Linked DNA regions of Homo sapiens: region 2 is linked to region 1. The links are chromatin loops, found by intact Hi-C in ENCODE. Cell type or tissue: heart right ventricle. All regions are shown on one strand. Each heading gives the region's core, and the rest is flanking DNA. Links, peaks and the distances in the headings are about the cores only.

Region 1 (16,081 bases), core at 5,510-13,509:
AGAATCTTCTATTCTTCTCAAAGTATCTCTGCTTTGATCTGAAAATGAAATTTTATACAATCTTTCTCATAATTATTTGCAAAACTTAATAAAAGCAAACAGGTTGCTACATGTACCAATGTCATCATGATATTATGCCAAGGTTCAAAATGAGGTATTATATACTTTCACAACTCATAAGCAGTAATAGCAGAGGTAATAAAACAGCTTCAATTCCTGTGCCAAAACTGACCTATTAATCAGGGCTACTTGGAGTGCTGTAGTGAGAAGAATCTGAGACTACAGGAGCTTCAGCAAGATTTCATTTTAACCCTTCAAGAAGTTTAATCTGCCCAATTACAAATTTCACCAAAGTATATGAAAGTAATCAAATCTTATAACTTCCCATTACTAATACTTTTTTATATTAAGACTATATAAGAAAGCTACTTCTCCTTTCTTTACATTATTTTTTGTAGTGATAATTACTTAACTTACTTTTATATGATTAGCATATTTAGTAGAAATACTGTCCTTCAACGATGAAGGGAAATTTACACCACATTAGTTGCAAAATGATAGAATATCAGGTTATTTTCCCAATTCATGAATTTGTATGGACAATCTTGAAAAATAAAGCCATTGCCACTGTGTCATGGAATTAAATTAGTCCATTTTTAGTAGTTTTAAAATGGGGAACTTGTGACTCACTGGCATAATAAAGCATGAGAAAAATGATATTGACTCTAATATCTGTAATTTTTGCCAGCTAAACAATTGCCATTTTTTAATTCCTGAAGCTTATCTTTGGCAGTTGTAAAAGCTTGCTAACTATTAGGAGCTGTTAAAGAAACACACGAGGCTGTTTCTTAATGTTGTACAGGTCTTCTGATAGCAAATGAGCGGTAGGTTCAGCATGAAGAAAGGTGAACATTTTCCTCAGTTCTCTAATTTTCATGAAAGCATTCCTCTAGGTATACCAAGCAGTGCATTTTCAGGGCTACGTCTGCCCAGAGAGGGGCTGGTTCTAGTCTGTAAAGATGGTGAATGTGCTAGCTATTGCCATGTAAATAATAATTTGTTCCAATTACTAGTCTAGGAATAATGCAATGCTTTGAAATTCAAAGAATATACATTTTTAATTCTTGCTGACACACACATCCATCTAAATAGAAAATTTTTATCAGAAATGCATTGAAGAGTTCACGAGACATTATAGAATATAATAAAGACATTTTATATCTTCTCCTCTCACTTTCACATTGAGCTTTCAACTTGTGCACAAAAGGTGAACCCAATATTGCTACTCTGTAGTTACTCTACTTAATAACACATGGAAAGCATGCCCAGACCCTGCACATGGATTTCCATAGGGCTGTATGAGGGGAAACCTGAGAAAGTGGTAAATCATATTTACAAGAATATGTATCAAAGGAGAGCAAATTATATCATAAACACAAAGTTAAGCCATAAAGAGAAAGTAGATAAAGCCTTCCTCTTCAGATTCTGAACTTAATTTATGAATGTATATATATATATCTACTTTCAAATATTCTAATTATAAATTAAATATATTATTAGAATTATGATTTTCAAATTTTTCAATTGTGAAACTCATTCTTCAAATGAAAGCTTGCATAGTATCCCAAACAGTACAAAAACAAAAAACAAAACCCAGAAACTGGTATAGTGGGATAATGTTCTATTTGATATGTGATCACAGCAAAATATTGTTGGTATATAATATAAAATTATGTGATAGATATTTGAGAATATAATTCAACTAAACAGGCAATAATCATTTCTATAGCAGAAATATTTTAATTTTTATGTTTTTAAAATGCACTAAGGTCCAAATATTTTGACAAAGTTCTTCCTCAGAGACTTCACATGGCTTTTCTTTCAATCTTAGGAGACAGTGAGTTAAAAGGAAACGTAAACTGGATACAAATGCTGCATTTCTTTCTCCCTTTCCTTAAGAGAGAGGGAAATAATATGAGAAAGTGGTAAAAATTATGGTTAAAAGAAAAATGAAAAGATCTGGCTCTTGGTCAACAGGCAAAAGACAAACCTTCATCTAAAGTGATATAAATAGTTATTACATACATCATAAGCTCCAGCCTTGATCTGCTGATAGAGTCTGTGTTGGTCTTCATCCCAGAAGGGTGGATACCCCACAAGTAGAATATAGAGAATGACACCTGGAGGAGAATATAATGTTAACACAATTTAAGTCATATAGACAACAGTAAATTAAATGTGGCTGATCCACAATGATATTAAGCCGTAGTTGTTAAAACAGAGAAAACTGGATTGTAGGAAAACTTCAGAAAGATGTGTTATGATCTAGTCTAGAGCAGTCTCTGGAGGGTGAATGCTTCTCCTCCTATGCTCCAGAACTCTGACAATGTGTCAGTCAATGCATGCATCAAAGAATTCTAAAGAGGCATGGCAGGGCAACATTCATTTAGGGCAACATTCTTTGGCCCCCCTGAACTCTTGTCTATAGAGGGTCTTACTGCATTCTTATCTATATAGAGACTATGATTTTAGTCACTGTGAGGTTGAAGTTTAAAAACTAAGCATGTTTTTTATTTCCTCATACTTGTTTTGATGGTCATTGGGACATTTTGTTGAGTGATGGTGTCCTGGTTATAAATCCACGTTCTAAATAACCATAGTCCCTGCAAATGTGGGTACCCCATAGAGACAAAACCCTTTTCTTTTCAGTAATCTTAGTCTTCAAATACTTCAAGCCTTCTCAGTCAAACAACTAAACCAACAAGACTACAGAAGAATATATATTATGGGAGAGGAAAAAGGGAGAGAAGGGAGAAATTCCACAGAAAATTCAAAGTAATAATAACAATAAACACATGGCTGTAATAAAATTTGCTAAAATTTTTCACAAACATAATTATTTATAAATTAACCAAAATCTAATTTCACTTTTAAAATTAAAAAAATTCTGTATTCACAGTTTGTAAATTTCCCTGAAATCATATCTGCAGTCTAAATGTCTGAGATTGTTTTGATACAGTGGTCTTCTCTGTCATCAAATATCTCTCCTGCCACTTTTCACGTATTTTATTGCCTTGCTTAAGGCCTTTGGTTTCTTTCCTAGCTCATTATCCTGGAGGAAGGCAGTCATTCCTCTGACCTCTCCTGTTTGCTTTTTTCTTGCTATGTTTCCTTAAGCCTAGGAAACCTGAGAAGAAGAGTAAGACAGGTGACACTTTGCCAGGTGTACCCTGAGACTTATTTTTTCCCTTATCCAAGGTGGTCTCTTGGTCTCTGTACCTAGGAGATCTATCCCTGCTCCTGTCCAGCAGTCTGGACATCTTTATACAATAGACACTGTAGCAGCTGAAATGGTTTTTAAGCAATGGTTTAATCATCTTAGAATTTTATAGCCTGCTTCAGGAAGATACAGTTCATAAGCAGATTTTTTAAGTCATGTGAATCAATACAAGGATAAAAAATTTTAAACAACATTCTTAAGGAAAAAAAAAAGACCATGAAGAAAACCACAGTATATTGGTACCTCACCTTCATGACATAAAAATAATTTTTCCATACATCTAATGAAAATGATGATAGTAATGATGATGATGAGTGTTTCTCTTTGTGTTCTCAGGAGGCAAGTAGAAAAAAAGCTGTACCTGAGTAGTTTTAGCCCTCAGCTATATAAGGTTCCAGGAGGTTAAGAAGAAAATTTGCTTTGTAATAGTGATAGTTTCCATTGAATATGAACATTTTCCTAATACACATCTGGAATTAGGCTGTTATAGAATTATGAAATAGTGGCTCAACTGAGACATTTAGCATTCTCAACATAGGCTGTTTGTCCTTATGAATTATGTCTGCAGTTGACAGTTGATGTGGTGCTTCTCTGGGAAGAGGAAGCTCACAGAGGGCTCATTCCATGAGAAAAGCAGGCAATATGTAATAGATGCCCACAATTTAGCTGTTTGATGGAGGAGTGTTTACAAAAACATGTACTTTAAATAAAATAATAGCATAAATGTGAAGATTAAAAAAAACACTTTTAGGCCCAAAGACTTAAAAAAAAAACATATTATAGGTGCTATTGACTAGCCTGATGTGAAATTGTCAGTGCCTATTTAAATAAACACCGTTTTGTAAGTTTACTTCAACTTGATTATTAAACAAGCATCTAAAACCTTTCTGAGTTATGCTATTTTGTAGTTCTATTTTCTGAATGTATAGAACAAGTATGAGACTCATGGCATAAGGATAATGTAATACTAATAAATTTTATTGTAGATAACATTTATTCAGAGTTATGTGTGCTTTAATGCATTATCTCATTTAATCCTTGTATAATGCTATGAGGTAGATATTGTTATTATCTGCATTATATTATAGATGAAGAAACAGGCTGAGAGATTAAGTAACTGTTTCAACCACAAGCAGGACAGACATAATGATGCTCTAAACATTCCCTGCAGCCACTTTTTCTTTATCTATGAACTTTAGTAGGAATGATAATATAAAATTTAAAACTTTGTGTTGTCTAACTGAGAGACCTTGACATACTAGCAAAGATGTCCATTTGGTCCTATCTTAAATGTTCCTTGCAGCTACTTTTTCCTTTAGCTAGGTCCTCTAAACAAATGCTTATTTTAAAAGTGTTTGTTGTTCTAGGCCGGGCGTGGTGGCTCACACCTGTAATCCAAGCACTTTGGGAGGCCAAAACGGGCAAATCACCTGAGGTCAGGTGATCACGACCAGCCTGGCCAACATGGTGAAACCCTGTCTCTACTAAAAATACAAAAAAATTAACCGGGCATGGTGGCACATGCCTTTAGTCTCAGCTACTCGGGAGGCTGAGGCAGGAGAATCGCTTCAACTCAGGAGGTGGAGGTTGCAGTGAGCCAAGGTCGTGCCACTGAATTCTACCAGCCTAGGTGACAGAGTCTTGTGACTCTGCCTCAAAAATAAAAATAAAATAAAATAAAATAAAAGTGTTTGTTGTTCTAATTGAGTTCTTGCCTCATGAGTAAGCCCAATTTATCTTTTTAATAAACCTAAATTTTACCTTTTTTCTATGTCAGAGAAAAAAGAAAGGAAAAAATCACTAGCTCTTTTTCTTTGCCCATATACCTAAAGTACTAAAATCATTAAAAGTCAATGAAGAAGTCTTTTTTTTGCGAGACCACTTGAGGGGTGATGATGTGACCTCCAAATGTTGGGTATCTCTCATGACACTAGCAGCCTTTTATGATTACTGCCTACATAATTTTACTGGGGTTGCAAAATAATGATGGCTGGGCATGGTGGCTCACACCTATAATCCCAGCACTTTGGGAGGCTGATGTAGGAGGATCACTTGAGCCCAGGAGTTCAAGATTAGCCTAGCCAACATAGCAAGACCCTGTCTCTTCCAAAAATAGAAAAATTTAGCCAGGTGTGGTGGAATGCACAGCTAGTCCCAGCCACTTGGGAGGCTGAGGTGGGAAGATCACTTGAGCCCAGGAGTTCGAGGCCACAGTGAACCATGATCACATCACTGCATTCCAGCCTGGGCAACAGAGTGAGACTCACAAACAAACAAACAAAATGATGATACTCTAATTATATCATGCTTTCTTTAGACTAAGAAAATCTTGCTCCTTATCCACTTGGTTGGCCTAAGATACAGTTCATATAGGAAAGATAGGCTATTATTTATTTATTTTCCTCTTTACTAGCCAGTTTTTAAAATAACGCATTGGCTCCCCAACATCCCCCAAAGGTTAGGACTTCTGTTGAATTTTGATTATCATTATCAATTCCTGGATTTAAACTTACTTGATGTATTTCAATCTATTATGTTATTTTTCTTATTGATTCTCAATTGCCCCATCTTTGGCTAGTGCCAGCCTCCTCAAAGTGGTTCCTGCATCTGTTAATATAAACTCTGTGGTCCTTAATAGTTTTTCTTTGTGGTATGACAAGATGCTCCTGGATCATCTTGCTTTTTTCCTGTTCTAAACTTGAAATCAGCTGCTATTACAGAAAGTTCTGGTTCCTTTTAATGGTAAATAGTATCTAGAGACCAAGATTGAGCACTTACATGTGCTGTCTTGGAGCTACAGTTTTCTTTGAAAAATAAATCAAGAAATAAGGAGACAGAAGAGAGAATGGAGCAAAAATTACAAATTAAGAATGACTAAGAGACCTAAGAGACCAAACAAGATTATGACAGGAGAGGATAAATAGGAAAATGACTAGATATTTTGATGTTACTAAGCAATAATTATTAAAATTTTAAAACTAATATTACTGTCATATTTAGAGTCCTTTTCTTTTAGAGATATACTTTAAAATATTTATAGATGTATTGATACAATGTTTCAATTTGGTTAAGATAATATTGGAGTGGGAAATGAAAGGGAGGAAATAGATGAAATAAGATTAGCCATCAGTTTATTATAGTATTCTCTCCATTTTATGTTTCACATGTTCCATGACAAACAGTTAAAACTATTTTTGATAGAGTTGGTTCCATATACAGGTAGATATTAAAACTAGTTTTCCTTATCTTATGTATATATTTGTGCTTGGGAGATGCTAGAGATGTCCGGTTAATAAGACTTTTGAGAAGCACTGATTACAATTAGGTAGAAAGACTATATCATCGAGAACATTCAAAATTGATTTTAATAAAAGTTAATGTTAAAAAAGTTGTTAAACCTATAATCTTGTTAATAATTAAACATTCTAAATGCTGTTCTTACAAAAGGAGAGATGAAGAAGGAATGTTGGAGAACTCTGAGAAGATAGTAGGAAGTTAATGGAAGAATCTAAGACAGTTACTGAATATTCTAAGTAAATAAAGGGGTACATTATAAACTTATAAGCAAAATGCATGTGGAACTTGGAAGTACACAATTAATTACATGAGTGATAAGTATGGCTCTCTCTTACCTTGTTGTAGTATGATTAATGGAAAATCATCATACATTTCAAGTAGAGAAAGTGCTCAACTAACACTCTGACCTAAATGGCCAATGAAGGGCAGAACAAAGAGCTAGAAGATCAATGCCAGCAAGATAGGAAGGCATGTTTCAGAGGATGGAAACTATCTATGCCATGTAGTAGGAGTGGCAAACTGACAGGCCTTTTGGCAGCAGGCAGGGATGAAGGCCTGCACCTGTACTGTGTATGGGGTGGGGTGGTCACCAGGGCGGCAGCTGTGTTCATGTGTCTGACAGGTACAATTACTATAAAAGAGCAAAAGCATTGCATCACCTGTTCTTTTGATTATTTTAGAGAAGCAAGAAACTGATAGTTTTTATAGAAATTACTTGCTAATAAATTATAAAGATAAATAATTAACATCAACACTCATAAGAATAAAATGTCCGCATGTCTGACTAAGACAGCAGACTGCCTGCAATGGAGAGAATGTTTGTACGGCTCTCAAAATTCATATGTTGACATCCAAATCCCAATGTGATGGTATTTGGTGTGGTGGGGCCTTTGGGAGATATTTAGTCCATGAGGATGGGTCCCTCATGAACAGGAACAGCACCCTTTTAAGAAGACGGCAGCTAGCTAGCTAGCTCTCTTAACTACCATGTGAGGATACAACAAAAAGTTGGCAGTCTGTAACCCTGAAGAGGGCCCTCACCAAAACCTGACCTGACTATGGTGGCACCCTGATCACAGACTTCCAGCTTCCAGAACTATGAGAAAGAAATTTCGTTGTTTATAAGCCACGCAGTCTATGTGACTTTGTTATAGCAGCCTGAACTAAGACTTCACCTGTTTGCAACCTCTGACATATCCTGTAATAATCCTAAAAACTGCTCTCCTAAAGGAATCTGAAATTAGCTGTGGTAGTATTGCTTAGCTTTGGTGTTGCATCAACATCACCTGGTGCGCTTGTTAAAGTGCAAATTCCTGAGCCTCACCTCAGTGAATCTTTTTTTTTTTAAATTATGCTAAAAATACCTAACATTAAATTTAAACACATGACATTAAATTGTACATAAAAAAGGTCCCGCACAGTGACTTTAAATTGTACATAAAAAAAGGTCCCACACACTTTCAATCCCAGCACTTTGGGAGGCCGAAGTGGGCAGACTGCTTGAGCTCAGGAGTTTGAGACCAGCCTGGGCAACATGGCAAAACCCTGTCTCTACAAAAAGTAAAAAATTAGCAGGGTGTGGTGGTGTGCACCTGTAGTCCCCACTACAGGGGAGGCTAAGGCAGAAGGATAACTTCTGCCTGGGAGGTGGAGGTTGCAGTGAGCTAAGATGGTGCCACTGCACCCCAGCTTGGGCAACAGAGCCAGACCCTGTCTCGAAATAAATAAATAAATAAATAAATAAACAAACAAACAAATAAATAAATAATTAGTACATAAAACAGATCTTTTTTTTTGTTGTTTTTTTGTTTTGTTTTGTTTTTTAAAGACAGGGTCTCACTCTTTTTCACCCAGGCTGAAGTGCAGTGGCATGAACATGGCTCACTGCAGCCTCAACTTCCCTGACTCAAATGATCTTCCCGGGCTCAGCCTCTCGAGCAGAGTAGCTAGGACTACGGGTGTGTGCTACCATGCCCGGCTAATTTTTTCTGTTTTTGTAGAGGTAGGGTCACACTATATGTTACCTAAGCTGGTCTCAAACTTCTGGGCTCAAGTGATTCTCCCACCTTGGCCTCCCACAGTGCTGGGATTACAGGCATCAGCCACCATGTCCAGCCAGATGCACAATTTTTAAGTGAACAGTTTTGTAGTACTAAGTACATTTACACTGTCATGAAACAGATCTCCAGTTTGTTTTCATTTTTCAACACTGAAACTCTATATACATGAAACACTAATTTCCCCTTTCTCTCTAGTTCTTGGTAATCACCTTTCTATTTTCTGTTTCTATGAAAGTGACTGTTTTAATACTTCATGTGAGTAGAATCATAATAATATTTGTGCTTTTGTAACTGGCTTATTTTGCTTAGCATAATGTCCTTGGGGTTCATCCATGTTGTAGCACGGGACAGAATTTCCTTCTTTTTTAAGGTTGTATAATATACAATTATACGTATAAACCACATTTTGTTTAAGCTATTTATCTGTCAATGGACATTTGGGTTACTTCCACCTCCTGGTTGTTGTGAATAGTGTTACTATGATCATAGGTGTACACATATTTCTTCAAGGTGCTTCTTTCAATTCTTTTGGATATATAACCAGAAGTGGGATTGCTGCATCCTGTGGCCCCAGAGAATCTGATTCAATGGTCCTGAGGTAGATCTCAGGAGGGTGCACTTTAGGTCACTCTGAATGAACCATGTGGTTTGTGTTTCAGAGTTTGAAAAACACCAAGTTAGGGAAACCAGACATAGTAAATGTAGAGAAATTTAAGACAGTGTGTAAGTTCAGAGTAAGAGAATATTGGTAAAGACTATGATTGGGAGTAAGGCTCCATGAACTGAAGACTGTTGGAGATGTGGGTAAGAATGGATGAAGGCAGAAGGCTTCTAATCTGGAGGCCTATCTGTGATTGGCCAAGTGTAAGGTAACCTCAGAACTGGTAATAGCAACAGAATATCCAGTAGGCTTGGGATTTCAAAATGACTAAAGTAACTGATAATGACTTACACCAGCTGAAATATGAAAAGGTTAAACCCCAGAAAACACATCATTGCTGAACCTAAATTCACCACACAAGAAAAGAAGAAACATATTCCATAAAATTCCCAAGGTTTGTCCGAAGTCAAGGTACATTTGTGACAGCCACTAATTTATTATCACTCATAACTGTTGAGAGTGATACCTAAGTAAGGCAGAAAAGTAGCAAGACAACACATATGTACATAGGGTGCGGGAGAGACCTATGTTATAGGCTTGCATTTATTTATTTATTTTTAGGCCAAATTGTAGAAGAAGCTCTGTTAGAAATTTGTGATCCAGTGACATCCACAAACATTTCCTCATCCCATTAGGAAATTATGGAAGCAGTTATACATACAATTAAGTCATAAAAATCAATTTACTGCTGTTAATGGCAGAACACAAGGCTATGTTCTTGCTTCATTAATGTTTATTATTTGCTTTCCAGTAATGGAATAGTTGCTTCCAAAGAGAGAGTACAGGTCAGACCATACTCTGTGTGCGATCACAAAAGCAAGGTAATGTTGGAATTCGAGATTTCCTGTGTGCAGATAATTGCATGATTCTAATAAAAATAATGTACAGGCTTGTTTTAGTCATTATACCAATGCCCTGCTTCACTCTGCTCTGCTGTAATGAGGGTTCAGAGCTTAATTCATATAGAAGGCTAGCTGCCTTTCTGCTAAATGGCTTGTTTTGCATTTCTTTTGTTTTCTGAGTAGTGTAATTTTTTACCACTCAACCCAGTGTCTACTCTTGAAAATAAGTCACTACTTAATTGGCAAGAGACAGTGCTAATGAATGGCTAAAAAAGAGTTTCCCTCAGGATAAGCCACAACCTAAAAGCAACCAAATAGTGTGTCCATTACTGTGGTGGTGATTACAATGATGATGAGTTTAAGGGTACATCACCTTACAAATAAAGTGAATTAATGTCACTTTCATGTCACACGAGTGAGGTGATATATAATAAAATGGTAAAACAATTCCAAATCCCACAACAATGACCAAGATATGTAACAAAAGAATACATTATAATGTTCTAGTGGGAGTCATTTCCCCTCAACATGTGATATTAGAACACTTAAGACATTTTCATAGCTGTGTGATCTCAAGTGCATTTCTAGACAAAGCGTCCACACAGTCTCTAAAGAAATGGAAATTGGTGGCACATACATGCTCCAACTGGGGCAAGGCTCATCACAAAGGAATTTGGCTGTTTGCATAATATTATGTGAAGAAAGGATACAATATAGCAAGGTGAAAGGTGGCAAAATTGGGGTTAAAAATCTATGAGATGCCCTATGGCTATAAGTTTCTAAGGAGTCATTCTTGATGTGTGTGTGTGTGTGTGTGTGTGTGTGTGCATGCATGTATGCACATGTGTACGTAGTATCTATCTAATATTTGCTTAACACCTAACAAAATGTTATATAGTTTAGAAAACAAAGATGGAAACTACTCTCTACCTATCCTTTTTCCCTCTTCCAGACAAGAAAGTTAGAGCTTCTAACTTATAAGTTCTCTCACATTTCACAGATATGAAATCTCACTATTATAAGATATTCCATTATTTTAAAAGGTTAGATATATGAACTGTATTACAGAAATGTACTCAGACAATCCACATAAAATCAAATATTCCAAAGTAATATTAAAATTGAACATAGTGTGTTTTGTGAGTCTAAGACAGTGAATCCAAACTCTGATAATACATCATAGGTTATTAAAAATGCAGTTGCCTGTGTTTACCACAGATCCACTAAAGCAGAGGCCCATGCAGGATCTGGGCATTTTGATAGAAAGGCATATGTGGTTTTACTGTGCTTTTTTTTTTTTTTTTTTACTGTACTTTGCAGATATTGCATTTTTTACACACTGAAGGTTTATGATAACCCTGCATTGAGAAAGTCTGTGGTGCCATTTTCCTAACAACTTGGGTTCACTTTGTGTCTCTGTGTCACATTTTGGTGAGTACTGCAATATTTCATGAAAGGAAGAGTTAACTGATGTGGCAAACTTCATTGTTGTCTTATTTTCAGAAATTATCACAGCTTCCCCAACCTTTAGCAACAACTATCCTGATAAGTCAACAGCCATCAACACTGAGGCAAGACTCTTCAGCAAAAATATTGCAACTTGCTGAAGACTCAGATGATGATGATGATATTTTAGCAATACAGTTTTTTTTTTTCTTTTTTCTTTTTGTAGAGATGGGTCATCCTATGTTGCCCAGGCTGGTCTCAAACTCTTGGACTCAAGATCCTCCTGGGTTGGCCTCCCATAATGCAAAGATTACAGGCATGAGTCACTGGGCCTGGCTATTTTAAAGTATTTTTTAGGTAAGGTATGTGCATTTAGACATAATGCTATCGTATACTTAATAGACTATAGTACACTGTAAACATAACTTCTATATGTACTGGGAAACCAAACAATTTGTGTGACTCACTTTATTTTGATATTTGTTCTATTGTGAGACCAGAAATTAAACCCATAATATCTCTGAGGTTTGCCTGTATATGCTTCATCATTGATTTTTCTGCACAGCCAGAGAAGAATCCCTAGCATAAACTATTAGCTTTTTGGGTTTCTTTTTAGTGGATCTGATATTCTTCAACACCAATAAAACTTATACATTATAAAAAAAGGTTTTAAATTTTCAAAAAATTCTTAATTTTTTTGGATTGACAAATTATGATTGAATACATTTATGGGGTATAATATGATGTTTTGATATTTACAGATATACAATGTGGCATAATTAAATAGAGCTAACTCACCTATCTATCACCTCACTTGTCTATCATTTTTTATGGTGACACATTTGAAACATGAAAAAATGTTTTCGATATAAGAACAAATGAATAATTTATTTAAATTCTTTGGCAGAGTAAAATATGATTCAGAAGCTGTGAAATCTGTCCATAATAACACCTTTTACAAAATAAAACAAGGGAAAATAATTTAAAAGTAAAGAAAGAAAGCAGAGAGAGGGAGAGAGAGAATTTGGTATTCAGGTCATCAGATGAGGGCATTCTACTGATAATCACGCCAATAATGCTGAGTTATATAATACACTTTGTTTTTTAAGCCTACTATAATGCATATATCAGTTATCTAGAAACTTCATTTATAAATAAAGACTTTGTATAATAATAGCAATGATAACTATCACTTACTGTATTTAAAAAATCCTCTCTGCAGTCCCATGAGGCAAGAACTTTGATGATCTCCATTTCTAAGAGGGAACTGAGACACAGGGACTAAAGAATTTGTGCCATGTCATACAGCAAGTGAACTGAGAAGCTAAGTGTGTTCTCTTAACCACTATACATACTGCCTCTTACCTATGAAGTAGACAGGAGGGATGAAGAAAAAAAGTAGAAAATAGGAAGGAAACTAGGAAAACAAGGAGAGATAAACACAAAGGCAGAAGAGGCTGGAAAAGGCCTTTGATGAAGCAGGCAAAGAAAGAGTATGAAATGTCCCTTATGCTGAGTCCTGCTTCCCTTGGTTACTGACTATTGTATGCCACACTATCCCTCTAGTGTTCAAGGTCCAAATGCAGCGTTTTAGCTACAACCCCCTATCTTTACAAAAATATAGCTTTATCATGTTTTAAAAATACTTTAAAAAATATGATTGTATCCTTCACAAAACCTGTCTGTGTCTGCCTGAGTCTCAGGCCACTCTGTTGCTTTTTAAATTCATCAGCAGAAACAGATCTATGTATGCTGGGAGCTGATTTATTGCAAGGAAAATATCTGAGATATCTTCCATTAACATTTAGATTTGAACAAAGATATTTTGTGACAATGCTCTAATTCAAGGCATTTTAGAGTTCATGCCTTAGAGTTCATGCTTAGAAGATACTCTCAGGTAGGTAGCAGGAAGACAGAGCTTGGGGCATTCCTAAGACCTTACCCATTAATTAAGTAGCAATTGTCAATTGTCTTCCTTTAAAGTGCACTGCATTTGACCCTCCTACAATTCAATGAGGGTAACATATTCCTATTTTACAGGTAAAGAAACCAACTCAGATATATTAAAGAGACTGGGTTAGTAGGTAAAACGTAAAGACTGAACCCCAGGGGTTGAAACTATAAATATAGTGCCCTATTTTACCACTGCCTTCCCAGGCATGGAGGTAACTCTGAAAGCCCAAGATTCAATCAGTTTAAGATCAAACATCAAGTTGTTACCAAAGAGGTAAAGCTGACAAGAAATATAGTGAGGAACAGCCTATCACTATAAAGTAGTGATGATGAATTTATTAACTTTTTAAACTAAAACAAGTCTAAAAAATTATTTTCAGAATCAAGTAAAGTTTTTTAAATCAACTTTTCCAAGCTTGCTGACAAACACCAAAGGCACTGAAATCTGTCTGCAGCACACTAAAGCCAAACTATGATAGTTAGGTATCTACTTGTAGGCTGGTAGCAATGACATAGTATCAGGAATTTAGGTGATTATGTTGATAATCTTAGTAGGGTAATGTTGCAGCATTCTTTCAGTCTTTCCTGTATTCAAAATATATGTTGAAACATAAAAATTCCATTATAAAAACTGTGGGTGAAAATCCTCCCCATTATATGTCTTTGGGCCTGCATAGGATACTGTTTTTGATTTGAGTTGGCTGATAGAGGCCTAAATCAGACTTCTGTCCCCTCGGGATGGTCAATTTCATTATTTTCCAATATTTACTAGTTCACTCTTAAACTCTGCCAAGTATCATGGGCAAACATAATACTTATTGGAAGGACTGGCTGGATCCATTGAGAAGATAGCAGCATAAATACATAACCACTAGGAGCAATGCTCCACATCCCTGTTATCAAAGTGTTCCAGAAAATGGCAGCATTAGCATCACCTGAGAGTTTGTTAAAAAGGTAAAAGTTTCTATCCTGGATATACTGAATCAGAAACACAGCAATCTGTCATTTAAACAGCTGTCCATGTAATCTTGCTGTAGACTGAGGTTTGAGAACTTCTACTGTAAGTCGATCACTAGAGAATATCAACTTCAAATTTAAAAGATATTACAGGGTGAGTATCCCTTATCCAAAATGCTAAGGACCAGAAATGTTTCAGATTTTGGATTTTTTCAGATTTTGTAGTATTTATACATACATAATAAGATATCTTGGGGATGAGACCCATGTCTAAACATGAAATTCATTTATGTTTTATACACATCTAAACACATAGCCTGAAGGTAATTTTATGAAATATTTTAAATATTTTTTAGCATAAGATAAAGTTTGGACTGTGTCTGACTGCAACCCATCACATGAGGTCAGGTGCAGAATTTTCCACATGTGGCAATCAACGTTGGCACTCAAAACGTTTTGGATTTTGGAAGCATTTTAAATTTCAGATTTTTTGATTAGGGATGTTCAACTTGTATTTTAAATTATAAAAATTGTGGTTGTTATAGACAATATTTGTGTCCCTCATAAAATGCATGTGTTAAAATCCTAACTCCTAATATGATGGAAGGAAGGAAAGTGAGGTCTTTGGTAGGATGGAGGCCTCATGAATGGGATTAATGCTCTTATAAAAGAGACCCTGGGAGCCCCCTCTCTGTTTCTGCCATGTGAAGACACAAAGAGAGGATAACTCTCTATAAAACTAAAAGCAGGCCCTCACCAGACACCGAATCTCCTGGCACCTTGATTTTGAATTTCCCAGCCTTCACAACTGTGAGAAATAAATTTTTGTGGCCAGGCATGCTGGCTCACACCTGTAATCCCAGCACTTTGAGAGGCTGAGGCAGGTGGATCACCTGAGGCAGGAGTTCAAGACCAGCCTGGCCATCATGGTGAAACCCTGTCTCTACTAAAAATACAGAAATTAGCCATGCATGGTTGCACGTGCCTGTAATCCCAGCAACTCAGGAGGCTGAGGCAGGAGAATTGCTTAAACCTGGGAGGCAGAGGTTGCAGTGAGCCGGGATTGTACCACTGCACTCCAGCCTGGGCGACAGAGCAAGACACTGTATCAAAATAAATAAATAAATAAGAAATACATTTTTGTTATTTAACCCACTTGGTCTATGACAGATTGTTATAGCAGACCAAATGGACTAAGACACTAGCTTATCACAAAATTTGCTTCAAAATATAATTGCTTACCACATGCCCACATATCCACTGGCTTTCCATAAGGATCTTTACGTAAAACTTCTGGAGAAAGATATCCAGGTGTGCCAGCAAAACCTAGGGAAAAGAGATGTTAATGAGTCACAGTTGATTTGACAAAACAATATGAAATGGGAAACTAAGAAAGAAAAATATCGGGGGCTTCTTTATCTGATTATATGTTTTTCAAAACACAACAAGGTTCTCAGAGCAATAAATAGTGTAGACTTTCTCTTTATAGAAATATCAACACTAGTATGCCCTGCCCTGTAACTCATTTGAAAAAAAATACATCTTTTTTTCCAGATATGAAGGCCAATCTACTATGCTGCAAAGT
Region 2 (16,081 bases), core at 2,859-10,858, 50 kb before region 1:
TGACCTAGAGGAAGAGCGAGGGTTTGGTGTTAGCTAGCTCTACTCTCAATCAGCAGTGAGGTTGAGGAACAGTTACTGTGTCAGTGGCTTGGACAGACAAGTTGTGTGGGGAGGGGGTCCATTCTCATCTGGCCTTCCCTCTTCCTGAACACCAAGTAATAAATAACCACTCCAAAAGTCAAAGTGGAGAGCTTGTGATGTGTCCCTAATTATACCACGATGAATGCAGAATGTACCAGTAAGGTGTTCCCTGAATACCAGAAGCTTCTTCCACTCCAGAGCTAGCCATTTAATCGCAGGAAGCTGTTTACCTACTAGGTTTATTTCTAGAACTGAAGTGCTCAAGCCTATACTCATAGGACACAAAGTACTTTCTGGCGATTTCTAGATTCTTAGGAAAAGGAAAAAGAGAAAACCAAGTGGGAGAGATGTTCCAGGTTCTGAGTGGAATTACTTTCCATGCAATTATGCACAAAGAATTGGGAACATTTTCCCTTTCAAATTCATATATTTTTGGCTCTTGTTCTAAGAGGCCTGGAAGAGTAAGATAAGGGTGTGAATGATCCCAGTGTTTGAAAACAAAATAAAACCCAAGAACTGAGAGTAACTACATAATAAAACAACTTACAGATTTCAACATTTCCTCAAACATTAGATTTGGTTACTATAACAATACTCAGGAATGCAGTGATTATTTCTTGGTTTAACAGATAAATAAAGGGATTATGCGCATTGCCCAAAGGTATGGAGTTTGCTGATCACTCCTTCCCACCTTCTTGTCTTGGAACACTCTCCTTTTACTTAACTCTCTTGCTTTTCTACATGTTCTCATTCTCATTTGCCATGTTATCCTTCTCTACCTGGATATTAAATGCTTCAATTCCTTCTAAAGACTCAATTTGAGTCCCTCTCCTTATCTCATGCTGCATCCCTAAAGTCCTGTGTACACCAGTGTTTTAAATAGTCATCTATATTCCAATGACTCCCAAATTGTTAACCTCCTTTCTAGACTCTTCCTTCAGATCTATGTGTCAAGGCTATTTTTGAGCCTCCATTTGGGTATCTCAAATGGACCTCAAACCCAACATATACTGAACTGAGCTTAAGAACTTCCACCACTACAAGCCTGCTTGCTCTTCCATGGATCCCCATTTTGGTGAATGGCAAGATCATCTCTCAGTTGCATAAGCCAGAAAGAAACCTGAGGATCATATTTGACTCCCTAAATCCAGCACCTCAAGCCAATCCATTAAGTTCTGTTGAATTTGCCTTCCTCTTCTTTTTGACTTTTTTTCCTCTTCACCCCCACTCTCTCTGGGTATAAGCACCCATCATTTCTTGTCCAGGCTCTGTAACAGCCCTCTGATTTAGTGTTTCTGCAACCAATTTTGCTCTTCACTATTCTGTTCTCTACAATGCAACCACCTCTCTCTCTCTCTTTCTTTTTTTTAAATGCCTATCTCTTCAGATAACCTTCTATTTGAACTCTTCTAAAACCTTCTCACTGCTCTCAGGATAGGTACCTGAAGAGAGACTACAAAACCTTGCGTAATCTGGACTCTGCCCATCTCATTAGACTCATTCAGACTCTTTGACTTTATCTTCTCCAATCCACTCTTGCTCCTTTGTTTTACCAATTCAAAATGGACATTCTGCCTCCTATTACCAGCCCTTTATATGTACTGTCTTCTCTTCTTGGAAAACTGCACCCCCCCCATTTTGCTCCTACTTCTTTTATCAGATCTCAATTCAACTATTATTTCTTCAAAAATGCCTTCCCTGGGCCAGGCGCGGTGGCTCATGCCTGTAATCTCAGCACTTGGAGAGGCCGAGGCGGGTGGATCACGAGGTCAAGAGACCATCCTGGCCAACATGGTGAAACCCCGTCTCTGCTAAAAGTACAAACCTTAGCTAGGTGTGGTGGCACGCACATGTAGTCCCAGCTACTCGGGAGACTGAGGCAGGAGAATCACTTGAACCCGGTAGGTGGAGGTTGCAGTGAGCTGAGATTGCACCATTGCACTCCAGCCTGGTGACAGAGCGAGACTTTGTCTCAAAAAAAAGAAAAAAAAAAAAAAGTCTTCCCTGAGCCTCATGTTAGGTCAGGTCCCCGCGATGTTATGAATTCATACATAGCTGGCACCTGATTTTTAAAAGCACTTAGTACACTTGTATTTACATATTTATTTGCATGTAACCGATTAATCAGTTTTCTCTATTACTCTAGAAGGGTGGTACTGCACCATTGCATCTCTAGCAGATAACACAGTGCATGGCATATAGGAAATGTTTAATAAGTATTTGAATGAATAGTAGGTCCAGAACAAACTCAATTGGTTTCGATTCCCAATCCAATGACCTTTTTAAAATATATGATGGTACATTATTTGGTGATAACCAGACAGCCTTTAAGAAATATAAAATTGACAAATGGAAATAATTTAAGTATAAAGTAGTATGTCTTATCGTTTATTGACAATGACAGAAAACACTTTTTGACTTGTCTAAAACTGATCATCGAACTCCTTTGTTTTCCTGACTTACTCATTTTTGCTAATGAAACCACAATTTTGCCAGTCTCCCAGCTCAAAACCTGGGGTTTCTTCTGGATTCAATTCTTTCTTTGTTTCCATATCCAATCCTCCATGGATCATTCTTTTTCCTTAGCACTTCTGATGATGTTTCCCAGGATACATCCTTAGCCTCTTAATTATTTCATTTGGTTACTCTTGGCAATCTCATTCACTCCTCTGGCTCTGACCGCATGCTGAAGACTGCCAATTCTCTATCTCGGAGACCTTAAATCTTTCTAGGCTCCATGCTCATATTTCTAACTGCATTCTAAACATCTGAATTTGTCCTGGCATTTCAGACCCAGGGTGCCCAAAATGAACCTCAGTATTTTTCTCACAAAGTCTGATGCCTCTCTGGAATTTCTCATCTTGGATAGTGGCATCATAATCTACTCAGCTGCCCAAACTGGAAGCCTTGCTATCTCCTTTCTTTTTATTCCTCATAGATCTTTAGCCATTCTACATTCTTCCAACTCTTTCTCAGAGCCATTTCTTCCTCTCTAGGCTCACTGCCACTACTCTGATTCAGGCTCTCGGAAGTTCCTGACCCTTCCTGCTCCCAGGTCTCCCACACCGGCCTCTCTCACTCCTCACTGTTGCAGAATCATCACTCTATAGAACAGAGCTGCCATTGTCCCCCACCCCTTTAAGGTTTCTAGTCCCCCTCCTCTCATGGTCTAGAAGCTGAAGCCCAAAGTTCTCTGTTTTAAAGATCTTCTTACTTTTCCTGCTTTATCTCTTGACACTTTTTGTCCTCTAGGGCTTTTATATATTCTCCAGCCACACCAAGGGGCTCACCTTTCCTCAGCTAGTCCTGGCTCTTTGATAACTGTACTTTTCCTGCCATTTTTCCTTCTGCCAGAAGCTCTCCCTCTTCTGCCTGAAAATCTTTTTCAATACCTTGCTCAAGTGTCACTTTGTCTGTATTGCTCTTCCTGCGTGCTTCAGACCCAGCTACTTTACGTTACTTTGATCTTACTGCATTATCACGGGATGTTCATATATCTAACTAGAACTTGACCAGTTTATAGTCTGAACACCTAGTACTGAGTCAACGTCCATAAATGCATGCATGTATGAATAAATATCAGTATATGGTTAGACAATATATATAAAATACTGTGTACATTTTAAATCACTAGATAAATGCAAGTATGTAGACAATTATCATGTATGATAGCAGTTTGGATGTGGCGGTGCTGAGAAGGCACCTTGGATACTTCAGAGTCTGCATCAGGACCAAAGTTTATGAGGCTGCAGTATTTCAGATGCCGGAATAGCAGCAGATTTAATCTTAAAAGTTTAGTAAGATAAACCAGATACTTCTAGTCAATGTTTACATTTAATATTTCTTTTCAAGAGGGTTGAGTGCAAAGAAATTCTAGTATTTGAGCTTGAGCTTTTCAGTTGTTTAGATTTTGGATTAATCAGTTCATTGAAGTGAAACTACTTGATGATAAGCCCTATTGAGAGGTCTAGCTGACTACAATGAAACTTGGACCACAAAATAAACTGAATTTATACCTGCAAATGTGTCTTCACTGGGATGTTTGCAGAGTGTCATATGTTGAAATCTTTTAGTGAATTGTGCCTAAAAAGCACTTATTCAATGATCAAAAGCTGTGCAATTAAAATTGTTATATAGCAACAATTTTTGTATCATCTTAAGTTAGCAATTCTATTTATTTACTTTCTTAATATGTCTAGTTCTATTTAATTTAAATCCTTCTTTCTACATTTCTTACAGGTTATTGGGTACTTGGCTGTCAGAGACTTGAAGGACAAGGAGGTTAAGTGACTTGCTCAAGTCATCTAGCAAATTCAGAGGCTGTGCCAGGGTTAGAGCTTTATTTGGCTAAGGTTCCCCTCTGCTGTTCAATTCACTGATCTATGTTCCTTTCCAGCCCACAGTGCTTTACTTCAATATTTTGAAATCATAAACTTAAATGAACCACCTAAATGCCTTTGAACTTACTCTGGCAAGGTGACTGACTACTTAATTACTAGGCTAAGGGTGTAATTAATTATTACATCAATTTCACACAACTGGGTGCCCCGTGGTTTTATTGTCTTTTTCCATGCTGCCATTAACAAAATTAACCCTTGGGAATAGTTACTATTTTAGGCAACTATACAAATTATGCTCTTGGTAGTTTTACAGAAAAAGGTGCCTATCAATTCAGTTATATTTGGCATTCTCTGTGCAATTAGCGGCTTGTTTCTCTGTGACTTTATTTTTACTTCACTAGACTGATGTAGCAGTTAATGTTGGGGAGAGGAATTTTCATAATTTTGGCTTTTAAAATCAAACTTATCACAGATTCTAAAGTTGAGTGATTTAATATTTTATTCAAATATAAGACATGGCAATTACTAAATTTCTATTCACGAATGTTTACTGTAAACCTCTTTTATCCAGAAGTCACCTGTTGAATAACATCAACTTTTCACCCTTTAATTACTAGAGGCTTTCAGGATTAAAAAAAATAAATAAATTATTCAAACCATCTTTGAACTTTGCTATATAATGCAGAGTAGTTTCATAGTACAAAATGATAGTTAACTGGGGAAGAAGTAATATCAGTCTTAGCCCTGTTAAATTGCTATAGCCTAATAATAAATAATTAACAAATCTTTAAGATCAGAAAGATCTAGCATTGGGATCATTTAGAATAAGTACAAATAGGTTTATGTTTTTTTTAGTTTGCAAGGATATCACGGGTTACAGTAAAATATGGTCATGTTATTCCTAAAATTACCTTTGACCGGAAATGGAAATAAAATATTTACTATTAAATTAAAGGAGGTATAAAGTATTTATAAAGATTTTCATTAAAAAATGACTTAAATAAATGTTTTAGAGTCTAAAGAAACTATGATTACACAGAACATTTGCTTATGTGAAAGAATTCACTCTAGCCACATTAAAGTAATTGGGTAACTATTCTGCCACCCCCAGCTGACTTGCAGAAGCTAGAAATAGCACAGCATTGTGAATACCATTGAGTATTTCAAGTATTAAGATGTTCCATGAATCACATAGGTGTGGTACCATTTCCAGTTAAGAGTTGATGACATGGAAGAAAAAGATTTTAAGAAACTGGTCAAAGACTCACATCCTCTGCTCAGATTTAAGATTATAAAGTCTCTTGGCATTCAAGTTTACACATTTGCATGATCAGAGATGTTCTAAGCATTCTCTAAGGGTATCTCTTCTCTCCACTGTGTAACCAAGGTGATGGCCACAGTTATTTTCTTGAAAGAAAAAAATTCAGACGTGGAAAAGAGACAATGAGACCAATTAGTCATAAAGTTTTAAAATATTTGGAAAGTCCTTTTTGGCCTTTTTTTTTTTTTTTTTTTTTTTTTTTGGTCATGAAAGCAATCCAGCTGCCCCTGGGTGCTGTAATGATTTCAACTAACTCTGCTAATCAATTTTATATTAGTCAAAACGGAGCATATATCTTTCAGGTCAAGAGTTTATTTATTTATTTATTTGTTTATTTTTTGAGAAGAAGTTTTGCTCTTGTCCCCCAGGCTGGAGTGCAAAGGTGTGATCTCGGCTCACTGCAACCTCCACCTCCCGGGTTCAAGCGATTCTCCTGTCTCAGCCTCCAGAGTAGCTGGGATTACAGGTGCCTGCCACCACACCCAGCTAATTTTTGTATTTTTAGTAGAGACAGGGTTTCACCATGTTGGCCATGCTGGTCTTGAACTCCTGACCTCAGGTGATCTGCCCGCCTCGACCTCCCAAAGTGCTGGGATTACAGGCGTGAGCCACCGTGCCTGGCGGAGAGTTAATTTCAAAGTGTTAATATTCTGTCCTCCCTTCAGTATTAATAGCTAGAAATATAAAAAGTGAGAATGGTTAAAATCCTTTACAGTCATGATAGTAGGTTTTAATTTCTTTCAGTGATTTCAGTTGCTGTTGTTTAGCTTACAATTAATTTAGCTTCTTTTCAATAACTGATTTCATCCCTTTATGAAAAGTATACTATTTGAACTTAGTAAATAATAGAATTTAGTTTATTCCTGGGTAAATTCATTTATAGCCACATTTTCCTGAGTAAATAAACTGGTAAATTTGTGAATGCTTTCTTGGATCAAGAAGGCAGAAAGAGCTGAAGAGCATGTCCTCTCTACCAAATAAGCATCATATCCCTTTGCTGGTTTTGAATAACTAACAAACAAACAAACAAACAAAATTCCATAGTATCAACTGAACTGTTATGTCCTTGAATTTATTTTTTGAGAAAGAACTAGGCTGACTATATTAAGAGTACTCAAAATGTTATTATGCATCCATAATTATTGAACTCCAAGTGATCTTTTTAAAGGTATCTTCCCCCCATCTTCTTGCTAGTGTAGGCTCTCAGTCATATTTCAGTGTTTCTCACACCAATGTTGCCTCAATGAGGTAGAAGCTAAGCAGTTTTACCAACTAACATAGTATGAATATTTCAACTGTAAGAATGTCATTTCACTTCTTTGTGTTGCATACTTCTTATCTTATTTTGACTCAAGAAGTCTCTTCTTCTGGAAGAGACTGTCCAGATAACAAAGCAGATCTTTTACTACACAGGAATATGCAGCAGCATCTCCGATCATTGTACTTTCATGTTTTCTAGCTTATTCTTATCTTCAGCAGCTGCAAAAATAGTAGCTTGTGCTTTCATTACAAAGTCCATCACTATCCAGTCCATAGCTCCCTGAATCAATAAAAGATAATCTGCAAGGGCAGATTATCTTCAGTGAAGTGGGAAGAAGAAAGGCCAATTTACAAAACATATGGGAAAATCAGTCTCCTCCCATTCATTGTTTAAAACTACTAAAGCATCTGTAGTCAACAGTAAGTGGGGAACTAGTGGAAAAAAGTTTATAATACAAATAAAATAATTAAGGAGAATTTTTCCAATTTGGAAAATTATGAAAAAATGATAGAACCTCTTGATATGTCAGGAGTATGTTGCATTCATCTATGGCATTGTAGATCCAAAGGCCAGGGCTCAACGTAATATGTGTGCCTATATGCCCAACTTTGATGATTACTGTAGCTTTCTCAGATGTCAGACCATTGGACTGAAAAGGCACAGCATTGTAAATCTGTGTAAATTTACAATGGTCTGTCACAACTTGCAAGACTTATTTAGGTTTGGAGGAAAATTATTTATACTTCCCATTTTTACCACACACACATTCACATAGTGATGCTGAAACTGCATTTGCAAAAATTACGACAACGAGATAAATGTGACATAACTGACTTTATCTTGCTTTTAACCTCACAAGCTAACTGCCCTTGCTCATTCCTGGGTGTAAACCAAGCCAACTATGGGAGAAATTTACTTTACGGTTTAACTTTAAAGCAAGGATGATTACAGGCCTTTCCCAAAATTATGCCCCCTCCTTGTTCAGGACTGAAACTACCTTCATAAAACTAATAAAAGGCCACAAGGTTAGAATTATGGTAGAGTCTTGAATTTGCTAAGATCTATGAATAGTTAAGCAATAACCAGCTATTGTTCCCTAGTTTGCTTACTGATCAGGAGTCATGTACCTGGAGGTCACAAGATATATAACTTCTTCAATTACCCCTAATAGATAACATTACTAATGTAAAACCTAAGATTGGTCTTTGAGATATTTTTCAGACTTTTGCATTCTGGTGAACCAACTGATGCCACCCTTTGTATGTGACTCATACAAAGGAACTGACTCAACCGGTCCTGCAACCCCCACCCAGAAACTAACTCAGCACATGAAGACAGTTCTGACACACCTATGATTTCATTCCCAACCAATCAGCAGCACCCTTTCCCTAGCCCCCTGCCTGCCAAATTATCCTTAACAACCCAAGCCTCCAAGTTCTCAGAGAGGCAGATTTCAGAAACATGTCCTGTCTTCCTGCTTGGATGCCCTGCAATAACTAAACTGTTTCTCTACTGCAACATCACTGTCTCAGTGTATTGGCCTTATCTGTACAGCAGATGAGAAGAATCCATTGGGCTGTACCCATGTGAATGCCTATAACTCTTCCAATGTCGTCATGCATTTGAAAGCAATGATAAGACTCGTAGGCCCAAGAGCCATTTCCGTGCTTAGTTACTACATTGGTTAAAGCTTACTTTGGGAAGTTAAAAATATCCTATCATACCAGAAATTACTAAATGATTCACAGTAACACATGCTTTTTAATAAAGGATACCTCACATTGGTACTGTATAATCAGTTTAGCTCTGGGATATTTGCCTCTAAATTCAGCTTAGATAATTAATTTAAAAATTCTTGTTGAAATATTGGGGCCCAGTTGGCCAGGTGCAGTGGCCCATGCCTGTAATCCCAGCACTTTGGGAGGCTGAGGTGAATGGATCACTTGAGGTCAGGAGTTCGAGACCAGCCTGGCCACCATGGTAAAGCCCTATCTCTACTAAAAATACAAAAATTAGCCAGGTGTGGTGGTGGGTGCCTGTAGTCCCAGCTACTCGGGAGGCTGAGGCAGGAGAATTGCTTGAACGTGGGTGGTGGAGGTTGAAGTGAGCCGAGATTGTGCCACTGCACTCCAGCCTGGGCAACAGAGTGAGACTCTGTCTCAAAAAAAAAAAAAAAAGAATATTGGGGCCCAGTTTTACAGGTCCAGTAAAGGTGTTCTTAGTTTAACCAATGCAACTGCAGTAAAAATTAAATTTATGAGCCATATATTTCAGAACCAACAACATATTATGTATTCTCATTTATTCCAACATGTATTATAAATGTAAATTACCATAAATTATGAATTTATTTCAAAATTTAATGTATAGTAGATACATATTTGTGAGTATGACTCCTTCAAAAGATGAACAGTCTTCAAAGACACCATTCAAGTTACTTAATAAGTAATTAATATTCCACACTTAGGAAATCTGCATTTATATTATATGAACTGAGATTAAGACAATAGTAAGAATTTTACATTAAAAAAAAACTGGAGATAACATGAAAATATTGACTTGGAGGTTTCAGAGAGGATGACTACTGAGAATGACTACAAAGGTTATCGCTGGCACTTGCATAGTCAGATTACAACCACACAGCACTTACCGAAGTGAGGTTAATTTAACTAACCCAGATGATGAAATTCCTCAATAACTTACAACACTGCTCCTGTTACAAAATTGTAGTACAGATTTAAAGAATACCAACTCAGGTACAGATGTTTACACACATCTCAAACAAATGTGTTTTTGTTAGTTTTATTCTCAGTGACAGGTAAACACATTTCATGTTTATTAACTCTTCATATATTTAAATAGCCCTAAGTTCCTTCTTAGGCTTCTCTCTTCTTATAAAGATTATGAGTGAAGAGCTTCTATTTCTTGAAGAGAGACTTAAATATACAATCTCATATGCTCACACTCTTCCTACATTGGTCAAAATACCACTTAAAAAATCACAACACTCTTTTGGAAGTAAGTTATTTTTTCTGTCATTACGGACCATTAACCTTTCCAGAGGTATTTCTTTACTGTTTAGTAATATGTTTACATTTTTGTGTAGCTTAACTTTGTGTAATGTGGTACAATGTTTAATCAGAATGCTATAATTCTGTGTGAAGTGGCCTAGGCATGGAGTAAAAATACTCTACTTAAAATACTCACGGCCCCAAAACATTATTTTCTCCAGTGGAAAACATTTCCTAATTCAAATTGTACAATTGTAAAAAAAATGACATTTGGAGCAGGATTTTTTTTTCTTTCTTTTTAAATTTGAAAACACATAATGGTATAAGTTTTTGTCTATTATCCCAACTTTTCCTGAAATCCAAATTCTCTCCATAACATTTACCATCTGTGTTTTGCCAGACAGACATGCTGTAAATAACCACATGCAGTGATGTTAATAAAGAAACCAATGATCCTGTACACAGTCAATTCAAAAACAAATCATAGGTCTTTCACATTTAATCTGTTAACTTCTATCAAGATAGTTAGTTTCTTTTGAGGAAACACTGAACCGGGTAATCACAATTTCTAAAAGGGACATTATATGTTATCGTTCTTGAGATATTTTGCTTGAGAAGTGTTTAAGTAATTTTGCATAGATATGCTCCTTTTTAAATTCACATTTTACTTTTGTGGAAAACAATCAGTCTACATATTTTTCTTTTCCTCTCAGCAGTGATAATCAAGACACAGGCAAAATTGAGCCAATTTTTCAAAACAGTTGAACATATCCAGAGATAAAAGGACTACTTCAAATGAGGGATGACTTTGAGTTATTACTTAAAACATGTTTAATAAGTACAAAATATGTCTCAACTCAGAATTAATGTAGAAACCTCATAATTAATTCATTAATCTATTAAGTGCCTATTATATGGTACTATGGAGGCCAAAAGTAGTGAACTAAAATACTTTAATTGTTTAAAATTCATAATGAGTTAAAAGAACACCGTCATCTTCACAAACACTTTAAAAAAACCATCAGTTTCGATTTTAAAGCAAAAATGAACTTGTTTTCTGCACTTGGGCAGCTTTATGTAGTTTGGGTATTTATGCACATAGGTTGGCTGGATGTGGGTCTTAACATTTATACCTACTTATCTAAAATAAATGTTTCAGAAAATAGAAACGATGTTTAAAAACACACACACAGTTCTCTCTGGATTTATGGACTGTTTTAAATCATGGGCCAGGAATTATACTAGGCATTTAATAGATTGTATCACTATTCAACATGAGTATGCTCTCTTATTGTTATTATTATTTTCAGGTTGAGCCATATGAAATTACTTTTGTAGGTAAAAAATGGTTAGGTATTGACATATTATTATTATTTTTGTTTTAGAGATGGAGTCTAACTCTGTCGCCCAGGTTGGGGTGCAGTGGCGGGATCTTGGCTCACTGCAACCTCTGCCTCCCGGGTTCCAGCAATTCTCCTGCCTCAGCCTCCTGAGTAGCTGGGACTACAGGTGCATGCCGCCACACCGGCTAATTTCTTTTGTATTTTAGTAGAGACAGGGTTTCACTGTGTTGCCCAGGCTTGTCTCGAACTCCTGAGTTCAGGTAATCCGCCCGCCTCGGCCTCCCAAAGTGCTAGAATTACAGGCGTGAACTACCGCACCCGGCCAGCATTGACATATTATTATCCCTATTGTACATATGACTCAGAATGGTTTACATGAGCAGTCAGAATGCATATTCAATGGAGAGCTGGGCTGGGATTCAAATCTAGTATATTTGACACCAAAGCGCGTCCTCCATTCCAATAGGAAAAAACATCCTATGACTTAATGCTATGATATGAATGTATGCGTCCCTACAAAGTCCATGTTGCACCTTAATACCAAACATTGATGGTATTAACAGGTGGGGCCCTTGAGTGGTTATTAGAAGGGGACTAGTGCCCTTATAAAAGGGCTTGAGGGCCGGGTGCAGTGGCTCACATCTGTAATCCCAGCACTTTGGGAGACCAAGGTGGGCGGATCACTTGAGGTCAGGAGTTCGAAACTAGCTTGGCAAACATGGTGAAACCTTGTCTCTACTAAAAATACAAAAATTAGCTCTGCACGGTGGCGGGTGCCTGTAATCCCAGCTACTCGGGAGTCTGAGGCAGGATAATTGCTTGAACCTAGCAGGCGGAGGTTGCAGTGAGCTGAGATTGTGCCACTGCACTCCAACCTGGGTGACAGGGTGAGACTCCTCTTCAAAAACAAAAAAAGGGCTTGAGGGATTGGCTAGTCCCTTCCATTCCTTCTGCCATGTGAAGACACAGCAAGAGGTGCCATTTTTAAAGCAGAGAGCAAGCGTTCACCAGACATCAAGTCTGCTGGCACCTTGATCTTAGACTTTCCAGCCTCCAAAACTGTGAAAAATAAATTTCTACTATTTATAAATTACCCAGTCTGTGATATTTTGTTATAGCATCACAAATGGACTAAGACACTTTTAAAACATGCATTTTCGGTGTTTTTAACTCCTAAATTATGGAGCGAGGTAATTATATGTACAAAAACCTACACAGAAAAAGTTGTAAACTGATCACAATTTCAGGAGAATTCCGATCATTTTAGTGGCTGCTAGGACATGTCATGGTTGGTATCCACTATGCTTCCTTCCTCTACCAATTAAATATTTATTATTCCCACTATTGCCCAACACTATTCTAGATACTATGAATATGGCTATAAACAAAACAGACAAAAATCTCTGCTCTACAGAAACTTACATTTTAGTAGGGGGAAGAGGAACAGGAAACAAGTAAAATAGATATTTCAGATAATAAATATAAAGAGAAAAGTAAAACAGGAGAATGGGGAGTGCTGGATTTGGAGGGATGTAAATTTTCATTTTATTTTATTTTTTGAGACAGAGTCTCACTCTGCTGCCCAGGCTGGAGTGCAGTGGTGCCATCTCAGTTCACTGCAACCTCTGCCTCCCAAGTTCCAGTGATTCTTGTGCCTCAGCCTCCCAAGTAGCTGAGATTACAGGCATGCACCACCACACCTGGCTAATTTTGTTGTATTTTTAGTAGAGATGGGGTTTTGTCATGTTGGCCAGGCTGGTCTCAAAAACTCCTGGCCTCAAGTGATCTGCCTGCCTCCCAAAGTGCTGGGATTACAGGCATGAACCACCATGCCCAGTCTGGAGGGATGTAATTTAAAATAAGGTAGTAAAAGATCTCACAGAGAGGGTAACTTTTGATAACATTTGGTCAGAGACTTAAAAAGAGAAAGGGCAGTAAGCCACATGGAAATGTGTATCAGGACATACCAGACATGGAATAGTAAGTGCAAGGCCCTGTGGCAGGAACCTGCTTGATACATTTCAGAAACAGTGTTCCTGATGCACATATAATAATAGGACATTAAGTCAGATGGCAAGGCAAGGCATGTCTGAAGGAGCCCTGGTCATGGTAGGCCTTTTAATAGATTCTGATGTCTTTGGCAGCCACTGGAGAATACAGAGCAAGAGCAGCACATGATCTAATGTATTTTTGAAAGTGTAACTCTATTCTCTGTTGAGAATAGACTGTAAGCAGAAGCAGGTCAATGGCTAAGAAGCTATGTCAATAATATCAGCAAAAGATGATTATATCTTAAGTTAGAGTGATGGCAATGGAGTTGGTGAGCAGCAGTCAATTCCAAAAAAAAGTGTGCATTTTGAAGAACTAGTAGGATTTTCTGAGACCGCATGTGGGGTATAAGCAAAACTAAGGAGACAAAGAAATTAAAAGAAACTGAGGAGACAAAGAAAGACTAAGGATGATGATGAAGGTGTGTTAAAAGCACTAGAATATAACATAGTCATATCAATTCAGTTTTCTTAGATGCATTTGAACACAAACATATTAAAAATGGTTGAGACATACTATACAGGAGTATTGCAATGAGTAATGCAGTAGTGCAGACTGCACTGATAGTACTATGGAAGTGAGGAGAAATGAAAGAGAAATGTTCTTTGGAGGTGACATTTAAAAATATAACTTAATCTATAACTTATATTAAATAAAATAGTTGTATAGAGAGGTTTTATATTTGTTTTTAAAGAAAACACAATTGAGTAGTTTGGAAATGTTCAGAACTCATCACAGATTTTAAATTTTGTTCTAATCTAAAGAGACGAAATCAAACATCCAAAGGTATTTGCATATTGCAAAGAATTTCCTTTGGATACTGAAGTAGTCACATATATGTAATCAGTGGGATAATATAGCTTTGGCAGAGAAGTTAGTTTCACCACAGTAAAATAAATCATAGCAATGCCAATACTTAAATCAGTCTTTTTGTACTAAACATGTTGCTCACTTTCATATAATGGATTGGCAAACTCTGCTCAACAACGTTGGCCAAGGGAAAAATGTTACGCTATTCCATTTTAAAAGAAATAAAGACAGACTACCTAATTCACTGAGTTTCAAAGGCAAGATAGTTTATCCACTCATGTACTCTGGAAGAAACTTTAACATGTAATAAAATTTTAATGCAAAAAATAGCTATTCACTGGAATGGGAAATGCACTAGCAGATATAATTTCATTGAAGAGGATACTATAAAACTAAAAACTCCCTTAGGAAAAAGCTAAGCCTTTTCAGCCTCAGTCTATTTTACTATATTCAGCACACAGAAGGTGCTCAATCTTTTTTTCTTGTTTTTAAATGAATGAATCCAAGTATTTCAAATAGAGGTCTCTTTGTTAGGCATTACATCATGTGTTACATTCATCTGAAGCATTCTGTGTTTGTTCACATATGATAGCAGCTATATCCTTATGCTTCTTTTTTTTTTTTTGAGACAGAGTTTTGCTTTTGTCGCGCAGGCTGGAGTGCAGTGGCACAATCTCGGCTCACTTCAACCTCCGCCTCCCGGGTTCAAGCGATTCTCTTGCCTCAGCCTCCTGAGTAGCTGGGATTACAAGCATGCACCACCACACCCGGCTAATTTTCGTGTTTTGAGTAGAGATGGGTTTTCACCACATTGGCCAGGTTGGTCTCAAACTCCGGACCCCAGGTGATCCACCCGCCTCAGCCTCCCAAAGTGCTGGGATTATAGGTGTGAGCCACCGTGCCTGGCCGTATTTATTTTTTTAATGCACATATTATTTCTTGTTTTAGCCACTGCACTCCAGCCTGGATGACAGAGAGAGACCCTGTCTCTAAAAAATAAAAAAATGAGAAAACAGTAAAAGGTCAAAATCAGAAGCAGAAATACATAAGGGAACTAATGTGGAAGGTGTAAAGAAAATGCCCAATTTTTATTTAAATGAAAAAGGGGTGCATCTATGAGAATGTCTGTTTCCATATAAGCAATAATTGGTTAAGTCAAGTAAACAGAGTCACTTTATGGATATTTTACTAAGAATCTGAATTTTGTGTTAGGTAGGGAAGATACCGAGAGACTCATGAAATCTGTGGGGCATTCTGAAACAAAGAATTTAATTACAGACTTGTTGAAAATTACACATTTTACACAACAAGCTAAGACCTTTCCCTATATACCCATTCTATCCAAACTTCCCTTTCTTACCCACTCCCATCCTGGGTCCTGGTTCCATTGTGATATTCACAAGCCTCATCCCTTCTACCCAGCCATGGAATTTAGTAACCCAATGTCTAATTCCTAAAGAGCAATTTATAGTCCTTTTTCCACTTCTCTTATAGATGACTAGTCCAGGAATAGCTTTAAAATGTCTCTATCTCTCTCTAAGAATGAGTCTAGATCCCTAATTCCTGTCAAAGTGCTTGATCTTCTCTGAAAGGAGGCCATTAGGGCTAGTATGATTCCAGATCTCTGCTTATATGATTCCAGATCTCAGGACATTGCAAACATAGTTGCAATGTCCTGAGTCCCTTCTTTATTGTATTTCTTGATTTTACAAGCTTGCTGTACAGATTAAATGAGATTTTTTAAAAAAGCCCTAAAACATAGTGGTAAAATGTTTTACAAATACAATGGTACAGCATTTTATATATAGATGCAAGACACCAATTGGTTCTATTCAGTAGAATTAACTTCACAAAAACTGACAAAT

Evidence for each region. A loop is a pair of places that touch in the nucleus more often than their neighbours do. Peaks named below come from ENCODE experiments on the same cell type or tissue, not always from the same donor. Only the 100,000 strongest peaks of a DNase experiment are listed, where the experiment ranks them.
Region 2: a loop joins it to region 1, with 2.0 times the contacts of the local background. A loop is called at or near these places in 3 of 110 quality-filtered maps.

Annotation. Positions count from the first base shown.
Region 1 is chr4:113,515,478-113,531,558 of GRCh38, forward strand. It overlaps CAMK2D (calcium/calmodulin dependent protein kinase II delta), which reads right to left. Exons shown (of 21, transcript NM_001321571.2): 8 at 15,739-15,822; 9 at 2,086-2,180. Among named protein-coding and RNA genes, the nearest start is that of CAMK2D, 240 kb to the right of the region's middle. In heart right ventricle, for the core only: no CTCF peak of the experiment used is centred there; no DNase peak of the experiment used is centred there; H3K27ac peaks cover 543 bases.
Region 2 is chr4:113,468,582-113,484,662 of GRCh38, forward strand. The region is part of intron 16 of CAMK2D (calcium/calmodulin dependent protein kinase II delta); the gene reads right to left. Among named protein-coding and RNA genes, the nearest start is that of CAMK2D, 290 kb to the right of the region's middle. In heart right ventricle, for the core only: no CTCF peak of the experiment used is centred there; no DNase peak of the experiment used is centred there; H3K27ac peaks cover 4,339 bases.